Linked DNA regions of Mus musculus: region 2 is linked to region 1. Evidence: chromatin loops called from intact Hi-C (ENCODE). Cell type or tissue: left cerebral cortex. All regions are shown on one strand. Each heading gives the region's core, and the rest is flanking DNA. Links, peaks and the distances in the headings are about the cores only.

Evidence for each region. Hi-C counts contacts between places; a loop is a spot of excess contacts. Peaks named below come from ENCODE experiments on the same cell type or tissue, not always from the same donor. Only the 100,000 strongest peaks of a DNase experiment are listed, where the experiment ranks them.
Region 2: it touches region 1 in a loop (2.9-fold over the local background); 4 of 42 quality-filtered maps call a loop at or near these places.

The regions. Positions count from the first base shown.
Region 1 is chr17:56,274,228-56,279,595 of GRCm38, reverse strand. Ticam1 (toll-like receptor adaptor molecule 1) reads left to right here and starts at 2,829. Exons shown (of 2, transcript NM_174989.5): 1 at 2,829-2,902. Plin3 (perilipin 3) reads left to right here. Exons shown (of 8, transcript NM_025836.3): 8 at 1-634. In left cerebral cortex, for the core only: CTCF peaks have their summits at 2,055 (motif pointing left) and 2,903; DNase peaks (open chromatin) are centred at 2,630 and 3,308; H3K4me3 peaks cover 1,722 bases; H3K27ac peaks cover 1,961 bases.
Region 2 is chr17:56,322,730-56,328,097 of GRCm38, reverse strand. It overlaps Uhrf1 (ubiquitin-like, containing PHD and RING finger domains, 1), which reads right to left. Exons shown (of 17, transcript NM_010931.3): 17 at 4,612-5,368. It overlaps Kdm4b (lysine (K)-specific demethylase 4B), which reads right to left and starts at 2,048. Exons shown (of 23, transcript NM_172132.3): 1 at 1,869-2,048. In left cerebral cortex, for the core only: no CTCF peak of the experiment used is centred there; DNase peaks (open chromatin) are centred at 1,254 and 2,284; H3K4me3 peaks cover 2,247 bases; H3K27ac peaks cover 1,402 bases.

The sequences.
Region 1 (5,368 bases), core at 169-5,168:
TTTTCTAGAATGTTCCAGGGGTAAAAAGATCCAGAACATTCTAGAAAAAAAAAATGTTTTTTTCCTAAAAAAAAAAAAAAAAAAAAAATGAGGAATGAGGGTAATGAATAGTGATAGCACTAGTCTGTCATCCTGTGTCAGCACTGTGGTATAGAGGCAAGAGGGTCACAGGTTCAAAGCCCGGCTGCCACATCACAAATTCAGTGATAGTCTAAGCTACATTAGACCTTGTCTTGAAGTAAAAAAAGGCATAATGATTTTTCACTCCGGGTTTCTTTTCTACATCATGGCCCACAATAGCAAGAGCTTTTCTTGTTTGTTTTTTTTTTTTTTTTCCTGAGACAGGGTTTCTCTGTATAGCCCCTGGCTGTCCTGGAACTCACTTTGTAGACCAGGCTGGCCTTGAACTCAGAAATCCACCTGCCTCTGCCTCCTGAGTGCTGGGATTAAAGGCCGGCTAGCAAGAGCTTTTCTAACAGACCCTGATACCTGGCCCAAGAACCCAGCAACTGTGACAGGATAGACAGCTGGGATGTTGCAATTGTTTCAGATGAGAAAGTGAGGGCCGAGTACACTGTTCCTCAAATCCTGGGGCTCAGTATTGCCTTAATAAATTTTATATGCATCAGAGGCCAAGTGGATGGTGTATATGTGTGTTGCCTTCCTAGGAGCTGAGCTGCCCTGACATCCCTAGAGACCTTCTTCCTTCTGTCTCTACTCTATGCACAGTGCGAGTCTTCCCACTTTGAATGTTGGACGTGATCACTTGTGACCCTGTGGGGACAGCAGGAAGGGCCTGCTGCCTATTTTCCCTCCGTCTCTGTGATGTATGGAGAAGGGTCAGTGTGACAAGCTGAGCCTGCCAAATATGCCCACAGTCTGTTCCCCTTGATCTCAGGGAAGGTGGGGACAAGAAGATCTGGAGTTCAGGGTCATCCTTGACTACCTAGTAAGTTTGAAACTAACCTGGGCTACTTTGAGACTATGTTTCAAAACAGCAAAACTCGGGGCAGGAGAGCTGCCTGCTGTGGTAAAGTGCTTGGAGTTGTTTGGTTTGCGGTAGAAACTGAGAAAACTTACTTCAGAGACAGAAGCTTAAAAAATAAAAGCTTTATTTTCTGCACTGGCAGGGAGGTGGCCAGTTGGGGATCTGAACCCTGATGAGAGACTGCACGACGCTTTTTATAGGATGGGAACACAAAGCGAAGGGGACCTGGGTACTGACCAATCATATCTTGACACAAAGGGTTAAACAAGGACTTAACACTGGTGACTAGGTCTTATCTGGGTCACCTGGTTTCAGGGTCCTTGAGTCAGCTTTTACAGCCTAGTCCCCTCCTGGACTCTGACCTGGAATCTAGTGTGGTGAAGGACCAAAGGAGTGGGTGAGCCGCAGTAGTCAGTTAAATCAAGGCAGGGACACACTAACGACTTGTGTGCTTTAGTTTGGATAACTGGAGAACAGCATCTTCCTTCCTTACAGCCTTCACTGGCTAACAGACAAACATGAAAGATCTAAGAAGCAGGATAGGAGTTGTATTCTGGGGCCTGGGAACATGAACTCAGTCTTGACCCTGCCAGCAAGATAGAACTTGTTTCTGAGATGGCTGGACTCAGGAAACTGTCTCCTAAAGATGTGACCAAGAGCAAACACTTGATGTCAACCTCCAACTTACACAAATACGTGTGCATATGTAAGCATGAAAATGTGGAGAAGTCCGTCTGCTACCTGCTTTGGGGAGATGAGTGTCCAGAGTCTGGGAGAGATTGAGTTCAGTGGCATGAGGCAGATACTCCTGCCTAGACTCCCCAGCAAGAGGGTGGGGTGGTTCTCCTTTGTGCACCTCATCTTCCAGTCATAGTCCTCTGGGAACTGCTGCTTTTCTGTTTTCACAATTTAGTTTTATCAGTTTTAAAACATGCCATAGGGCTGGAGAGATGGCTCAGTGGCTAAGAGCACTGGCTACTCTTCCAGAGGTCCCCGAGTTCAACCCCTAGCAACCACATCCATCAGATGTGGCTCACAACCGACTGTAATGAGATCTGATGCCCTCTTCTGGTGTATCTGAAGAGAGCCAGAGTGTACTCATACGTAAAATAAATAAATAAAGCTTTAAAGTATGCCTGTAATCTCACCATCTAGCTGAGCTAGGAGGATAGCCCCAAGTCCCAGTATGCATACACAGACCGTTTCTCAAAAGTAAATACCCAGAAATCTCCGACAAATCTTTGTGTTGTGTCTCTGTGACGGCTCAGCAAGTAATGGTACTTGCGGTTCTTTGACCTACATTCATACATGCCTGCATGCACATACATACACACAACACCAAGTAAAATCAAGTAAAGAATTAAAAATATTTACAACCTAACAGTTGTATAAAACCTTGTGGCCTCCAGCACTTCTGTTTACTTATCTTGTATGAACTTATTTTTGAGATGGAGGTCTCACTCTGTGGGTCAGGCTTCCTTGGAACTCTGGGCAATCTCTCTGCTTTAGTTTTCTGTGTGATGCTGGACTGACAAGTGTGAGTCATCAGGTTCCCAGTGCACTTAGCCACATGGTGCTTTGCGAATCCCCAGAGTATGTCACTAGCTGAGCTCTTTGGCTAACAGCTTAAAGTTCTCTGTGGGCGGAGGGTTCCTTCTTCCTTTCCCCAGCTCTGGCCTCACAAAGTACAAGTCCTGCCTAGTTCCACGTGGCGCCAGGACACTGGGCGGGAGGGCAGGGCTTGGCTCAGCTAGATAAGATTACACGCTGACTTCATCCCCCCCCTACCCCCCCCCCCAGACCCGGAAGGGAGGAAGGGGCGGAACCGAACGCTCCCTCCTCCCTTCTCTCTCCTCCTCCTCCAGCAGCCACCAGGGACCGGGAGATCTACCAGCTCAAGACCCCTACAGCCAGGTAGGATGAAGGCAGAGGGAACAGGACGGCGGGCCGGCGGGCATAGGGTCGGGAATAGATGCTGGGCCGGCCACCTGCAGGCTGCCAGGTTCCTCAAGTTCTTTCCCATGGATACTCAGATCCGCAATCCAACTCCTAACTCCCAAACCAGCCCTGTGACCCTGGGTGCTCGCTCAGTTCCTAGTTACCCCCCCCCCCCCCCAACCTCCATGGCTAGATCTTCTAAGTCCCAGGTCTTCTCCAGCCCCAACAGCGAATCCTCAACCCTCTCCACCCTCAATCCCTCCCGTTGTCGCTATTTCCTGATCAGATCTGCTTTCTCTACCTCAATGTTCCCTGTCAAAATTCCTGCCCCAGACTAACACAGACACCATCTACTACTACCTGTGGGGACTGGCTTGCTGCACCTTCTACAGTCAACTATTTCCGGCCCCTGGATACATGCAAGGTCACCCTGGCAGTACAAAGTCCCTGAGTTCCAGAGCTGACAGTCAGCAGAGCCTGGAGGAGGGCCCCCCTGTGCCAGAGACTAAGTTCTGCCAGGGAGAGAAGGCCAGGGAAGAAAGAAAGAGGCCTATTTACCCCATCCACTCACCATCCACCCATCCTGGTTTCTGCTGTTCTGGGGATATCACACAGTCTCTTAGGCATGCTGGATGCTTTTTTTTTTTTTTTTTTTTTTGAGACAGGGTTTCTCTGTGTAGCCCTGGCTGTCCTGGAACTCACTCTGTAGACCAGGCTGGCCTTGAACTCGAAATCCACCTGCCTCTGCCTCCCAAGTGCTAGGATTAAAGGCCTGAGCCACCATTGCCAGACTGGCATGCTGGATGAGTGCTTTACCCACTGAGCACATCTCCTCCCTCTTCCTAACTCTCCCCTCCCCCTCCCCTTCTCCTTCCCTCCTTCTTTCTCTCTCTCTCCTTACTCTCCCCTTTCCTCTTCCCTCTCTCTTAAAAATAACTACCTTTATTTTTGTGTCATTTGTGTTATTTGTATCTTTTTTTTTTTTTTTTTTTTTTTTTGGTTTTTGAGGCAGGGTTTCTCTGTGTAGCCCTGGCTGTCCTGGAACTCACTTTGTAGACCAGGCTAGCCTTGAACTCAGAAATCTACCTGCCTCTGCCTCCTGAGTACTGGGATTAAAGGCGTGCGCCACCACGCCCAGCTGTGTTATTTGTATCTTAAGACAGGGTGTATCACTATGCTGACCAGGCTGACCTGGAACTTACCTAAGTGGACCCTGATCTCTTGGGTTCAAGAATCCTCCTGTTGTTGGGCAGTGGTTGTACATACCTTTGATCCCAGCACTCAGGAGGCAGAAGAGGGTGGATCTCTGAGTTTGTTTTTTTTAAAGATTTATTTATTATATATAAGTACACTATAGCTGTCTTCAGACATTCCAGAAAAGGGAGTCAAATCTTGTTACAGATGGTTGTGAGTCACCATATGGTTGCTGGGATTTGAACTCACGACCTTCGGAAGAGCAGTTGGTGCTCTTATCCGCTGAGCCATCTCACCAGCCTGGAGTTTGAGGCCAGCCTGGTCTACAGAGCGAGGTGCAGGACAGCCTGGGCTACACAGAGAAACCCTGTCTTGAAAAACCAACCCCCCCCCAAAAAAAAAAACCCAAAAACAAAACAAGAAAGAAGAAAGAGGGCTGGTGAGATGGCTCAGTGGGTAAGAGCACCTGACTGCTCTTCCAAAGGTCCGGAGTTCAAATCCCAGCAACCACATGGTGGCTCACAACCATCCGTAACGAGATCTGACTCCCTCTTCTGGAGTATCTGAAGATAGCTACAGTGTACTTACATATAATAAATAAATAAATCTTTAAAAAAAAAAAAAAAAGAAAGAAGAAAGAAAGAAATCCTCTGTCTCAGCTTTTCAGATATAGCTTGGACAAGAGGAAGCTGCTGCCCATACATGGTGGAGGCAGGAGGATCAGAAGTGTAAGGTTATGCTGGGCTACATAGTGCAAGGCCCAATCCTGTCTTAGCGACAAAAAAAGCAAATAAAACACAAGTACTGTGTGTCCTGCTCTGTTTTGTCTATTCACTGCTCAGTGTGTCAATAAACATTTCTCTCTCCTGTCTGCTCTCTTTCTCTCCTCTCTCTGCTGCTATCCTCTTTCCTGGCTGGGAGCTGAATGCAGGGCCTCATGTATGACAGACAAGCGCTCTGTCAAGTCAACTGCAGCTCCACACCTCAGTGTGCACTTATTAGGCACTGGCTGTGTACCAGGCACTGTCCTGTTCCTATTGTTCTCACTATGTAGCCCTGGGAACTCACTCTGTAGACCAGGGAGGCCTCAACTCTGAGATCCTCCTGCCTCCTCCACTGCTAAGTGCTGGGATTAATGGCGTGCACTACCAGGCCCATCGGTTTATTTTTATTTCATTTTGTTCTTCCACCACATGGGTCTCAGGAACTGAACTCAGATCTTCAGACGTGGAAGCCTCTCAAGCACCC
Region 2 (5,368 bases), core at 207-5,206, 48 kb before region 1:
AATGTGAGAAGGGGCCCAGCAGAGGTGGGAAGCAAGAACAGAAAGTCTAAGTAAGGGCTGGGCAGGCAGGGAAAACAGAGGGGCCCCTGGGGCAGGGAAGGAGACAGGCTACAGGCTACAGACAAATATCTACAAGACTGTAACTGAGTCTCCAGATACAAAGTGTACTATGATATCTCCTCAGCAGCCCTCTCCCCGGGAGGAAAGGATTAGAAAATCATTTGTCAATCAGACCTATACAATCCCAGCTTAGAACACACACATTCACAGGTGCGCCTGGATATGCACAGGTACATGGAGCACCTGGCACAAGGACATTTCCACCCCAAACATCAAAACACCCCATGACAGTCAGGCTTCCTGCCCTCCTAGGGAGAGGATGAAAAGTTTGACTGGAGTCTTGCATAGGGACCCTACAAGTTTAGATACAGAACACCCACAAGGCTTGGGGAAAAAAGGAAGGGAAGAAGAAAGCTGACTACAGCTAGAGCAGGGTGGGAAGAAAAGGTTGGCCCAGTCTGGAGACACGCCCTTTTGGTGACTCTGAAGGCAGCAATTACTGGAGAATTAAAGAGAGTGATTAGCCCTTTCCTGGTAGTGGTAGGAGCCCCTGAAGACCCACGTAATGAACCCATTTTGAGGCAGGAGCTGTTTGGGGAACAGTGCAGTCTCCAGCCTGGGGACTGTCAGATACACAACTAATGGGACACAGAGACATCCCGGACCCCCCAACCTTCTGCAACCAAGATCCTCAGCGCCTATGAAGGTGCTGGCACCAGGCTGCAGGCTGAGCAAATCCCACTTGGTTACAGGGAAAGATACACTCTTTCTTTTTGCTTTTTGAAACATACCGGATCCATCCTCTCCATAGTTGAAAAAAACTAGCAACTACTCCGGCAAGACACTTCCCCAGGTGTTAATTATTAAAGCGATGCCATCCTCCGCCCCGCCCCCCCCCCTTTCAGACAGATGGGACAAGGAACCGCGATGCCCGAACCGTAATGGCCAAACCGCACCAGTTACAGCATCAAATCTGCAAACCTGGAATCCCTTATACTCTCAGCTGGCTGACCGAAACCCCTAACAGAACCCCCAAAACCCCCCAGGATATGGCAGTAGGAAAGCCACCCCCAGCTGTCCCCAGCTTTGCCAAGCTTCCCTGTCTGCCGGGATGCCCTGGACTAGTGTGCACGCGGAAAACTGCACATTTCATGGCTTACAGAAAGAAGGGAGCTGGAAAGCAAAGAGACCAGGGTACAGAAGCGAGGTGGAAAGGCTGCCATTGCAATAGCAGATACGTGTACTATTTATTTTCATTTTTAAAATGCAGATTATATGGTGATTTACAGATTCTGGACATGCGGGGGTCAAGTTTGCAAGGCCATGATGGGTGAGTGTTTGGAGGGGACAGCTCCAAACCAAAGGGAACCAAAATGCAAGCGGCGGGGAGCAGGGACTTGGAGTGGGTTTTTTATTTTTAAGGATTTGGGGTTGTTGAAGGGATGGCTGGACCGGGCCACCCACGCTGTCATCTTTTGTGCCCTGGAAAGGGGACGCGGCGCCCCGCCCCCGCCCCGCCTTTGTCCGGCCCCATCGTCAACCCCCCCCACCCACCCCCAAAAAAACACACCCTCCTTTCCCAGGCACACAATCGTTTTGTCGATCAACAAACAGCAGCTTCGCCCGAACGGACAAAAGCGCGGCGTACTCCGCCGCCCTGAGGAGCCGAGTAGGCCGCAGCCAAAGCCTCGGCCTGGAGTGCGCGCGGCGGCCCAAGGTGCGGCGTGGGGGCAGGCATGGCGGCCGCGCGGCCCCCCAAAGGGGCCTGGAAGCTGCTGAGCGCCGCCACGGATCGCACACTCACTCACCTGGCGCAACGCGCGGCCCGGGCCGCAGACAGCAGGCTGAGCGGCGCGTGCCCGGCCGTCTCGCGTCGCCCCCGCCGGCCCTCACTCGCTCGCCCCGGCCACTGGGCTCCGAGCTTCGCCCGGTCTCTTTGCTCCTTCGATGGTTCGCTCGCTCGCGGCCGAGCCCTCAGCAAGAGCCCGGGGCGGGGAGGCGAAGCTTCAGAGGGGCGGGGCGACGGCTCCTACTCGGCCGCCATTGGGCATTCAGCCCACGCCCGCACGCTGATTGGTGGCGGCTGACAGCTCCACCCCTCCCCTCATCAACACCGAGCGGCCCCGCCCTCCGCGACCTGGGGCGGGAGCAGGCACTCGATTTCTTCCCTTCATTGGTCCAACCCCGAGGACGTGCCGGCACCCACTCACGTGCCTAGTGACCGGCTCAGCTTTCAGTGGGTACGAAGCATGCCCGTCAAGATGCACACAGCCAATCCGGCTGCGGTCGGGTGTAGGATAGCCCCGAGCTCACGCAGATTGACAAGCGCGTTCTCAGACTTTACTGAGACAAACGCGGATTGGTGTTTGGTACCGGTCTCTGGGTGCCGAATGGTTGCGACTGAATGTCAATCGCTGTCTTGCTGCTCCAGACTCCACCCTGTGATCGGGCGGCTGCTGAGTACGTGATTTCCTGCACAACATCAGCTCTGGGTCCGGAGACAGTGGTTCGAAACCCAGTAGTTCTAGATCTAGAGTCAGAATTTGAGCCCAGCTTTGCAAAAGGCCGAACTAGGGTAAGAGGATCTCAAAAGCGTTCCATATTGCCCTCCCCAAACGTTCATGAGTTCCCTAAAACGTGCGCGACTTGGTCCACCCCACCCCCCACCTTGAACTGATAGCTGTACCCATGGAAAGCGTTGCAATAACTCAGTGGAAGAGGATTCAATTATCTACTTCTCAAAATGTCCTAGGTCCTACTCTCTAGCTCAGCGTATTGCAAATTGGAGGCCTGGGCACCCAAATTCCAGCTACAGGTGTCCAAGCCCCTGCTCCACACAATTGTTTCCATCTCTTCATTGTGCGATGTGAAGGGAACAGCATCACCACACCAGTCACCCTGCACTCAAGAGCATTTAGTTAAGGTCTGATATCATCCCCATCAATATGCATTTATAATTTTAAATTTTTATTATTTTGTATATATGTGTGGTATATACCTCTACAGGTCAGAGGGCAACTCTGGAGTTTGTCATCTGGGTTGTTAGGCTTCACTGCAAGCTCTTTTATCCAGAGCCTGCTTTGCAAACTACCATTACGGCTTCTATACTTGAGCAAGCAGAGGTGACAACATTCCTGTTTTATGGGGTAGACTAGAAATCCTTCTACTTTAATATCTAACATCTGGAAAGTACCCTCCTTAGAGCAGGTTCTTTGTGCACCCAAGATATTTGTTCTACCCCCCTAGTCTGTTGCTAATTCACTAACTCTCAAGGTTACACATAAATTATTCCAAGCTAGACGAGTCTTGAATTGTTTCCATTGCTCTTCATTGTGCAATGTAAAGAGAACAGCCATCACCCACGCCAGTCACCATGTACTCAGAATTTGGACTACACCATCATCTTTAGTTACATTGAGCTGGAGGCCAGCCAGGGCAACTACATAAGACCCTGTCTCAGGTGAAACAGCTCAGTAAACTTGCCTTCTAGCCAGATGACTTGTGTGACCCACAGGGTGGAGGAAGAGTCCTTTGTCCTTCGGACCTCCACAGGTGGCACATGTCTACCTGTGCAAGTGCACACATACAAGTACACACACACAAACACACTCCAATGTCTATCAGTCCTGTTAGCACTCAGTGCCTGGAAGCAATTGTTTTCTATCCTTCAGGATGTCTGTACTATTCTGTGCTCAGAAACAGAATCCCATGTGGTCATTGCCACCACATTTTCCAGAGCAGGTGACCTGTGTGAAGGACAGGTAGATTTTTAAATTTAGGAGTGGATTTTTTTTTTTTTTTTTTTTTTTTTTTTTTTTGGTTTTTCGAGACAGGGTTTCTCTGTATATAGCCCTGGCTGTCCTGGAGCTCACTTTGTAGACCAGGCTGGCCTCGAATTCAGAAATCCGGCTGCCTCTGCCTCCCAAGTGCTGGGATTAAAGGCGTGCACCACCACGCCCGGCAGGAGTGGATTTTGTTAAGTTTGCTCTGCTCTCAGGACTGTCTACACAGTGGCATAGACACTTGCCTTGAGCTGGAGAGATGGCATAATGGTTAAGATTGTATACTGCTCTTCCCGAGGGCCTGAGTTCAAATCCCAGCACCTATGTCAAGTGGCATACAACCACCTCCAGCTCCAACCCCAGGGGATCCAACACCTGTGGCCTTTACAGGTACCCACTCACATTCATGATTTGCTAAAATAAACTTCTGAAATAAATTTTCTAATCATAAATTTTCTGACATCTTTGATAGGGTGGCCCATGCTCTTAGTTGTAGCAGTAGGAAGAGGCCGGCAGATCTCGGATTTCCAGGTCAGCCTTGGATGTTTTGTGCTGAGAATATAACCATACCCCACTGTATTTGAGTGGTTTTTGTTTGAGGCAAGGTTCTTGTTAACAGACCTGGCTATCCTGGAACTCTTTGTAGACCAGGCTAGCTTCGTGAACTCAAGAGATCTACCTGCTTCTGCCTTTTAAGTGCTGGCCTCGAACTCAGAAATCCGCCTGCCTCTGCCTCCCAAGTGCTGAGATTAAAGACGTGCGCCACCACTGCCCGGCCAGAATTTTATTTTATTGCAATATGTTAACAATCTAACAAGGAAAAAATACCCCACACAAAACAAAACACAACCCTTAGAACTGTGCTGTCCAGTCTGCCTGTAGTAAATGGTTTAGTTTCCATGAGACACACCTGCACACTTTGGTAAAGTTACAAAAGAAACAAAACCTACCAAGGAAAACATCTTCCTCAGTACAGGCTGTAACTACAAAAGAAATTCATCGAGGAAACCCATTTATCTCGCTTTAAAAAATAAAAATAAAAAAACCCATAATACAGAAACCCTCAGAATTCTGTTGCTGAGTTAAAAATGAGATGGAACTGATAACACATCTCTGCCTTCCATGACACCCAGTCAGTGCACTCTCTGAAAACCAGGCTTTCAAGGTAGACATCCAATGCTCAGTGGTGAGGGGAGTGAAGAAGTGGCCAGCCCAAGGCACATGCAGCTTCAGCCCAGCTGGTCCCCTGGCCTGAGGCCACAGCCAACTCCCCTCTGCAATCATGTCAGTGAATGGCGCGGGCCAGGGCATCTATGAAGGTCTGAGGGGCAGCTGCAGGGGCCACCCCTGGAATGAAGCACACAGATAGCTGCCAGGAAGACATGTCTGGGCTTTTCAAAGATGGGTGCAGATGGTTTCTAGGCAGCTGGTGTGGGGAGAACTCCTACCAGCATGACATGAGGCCTGGTATGAAACTCAACGGTTTCTAAACCCATCTCAAAAAAAAAAAAACAAAAACAAAAACA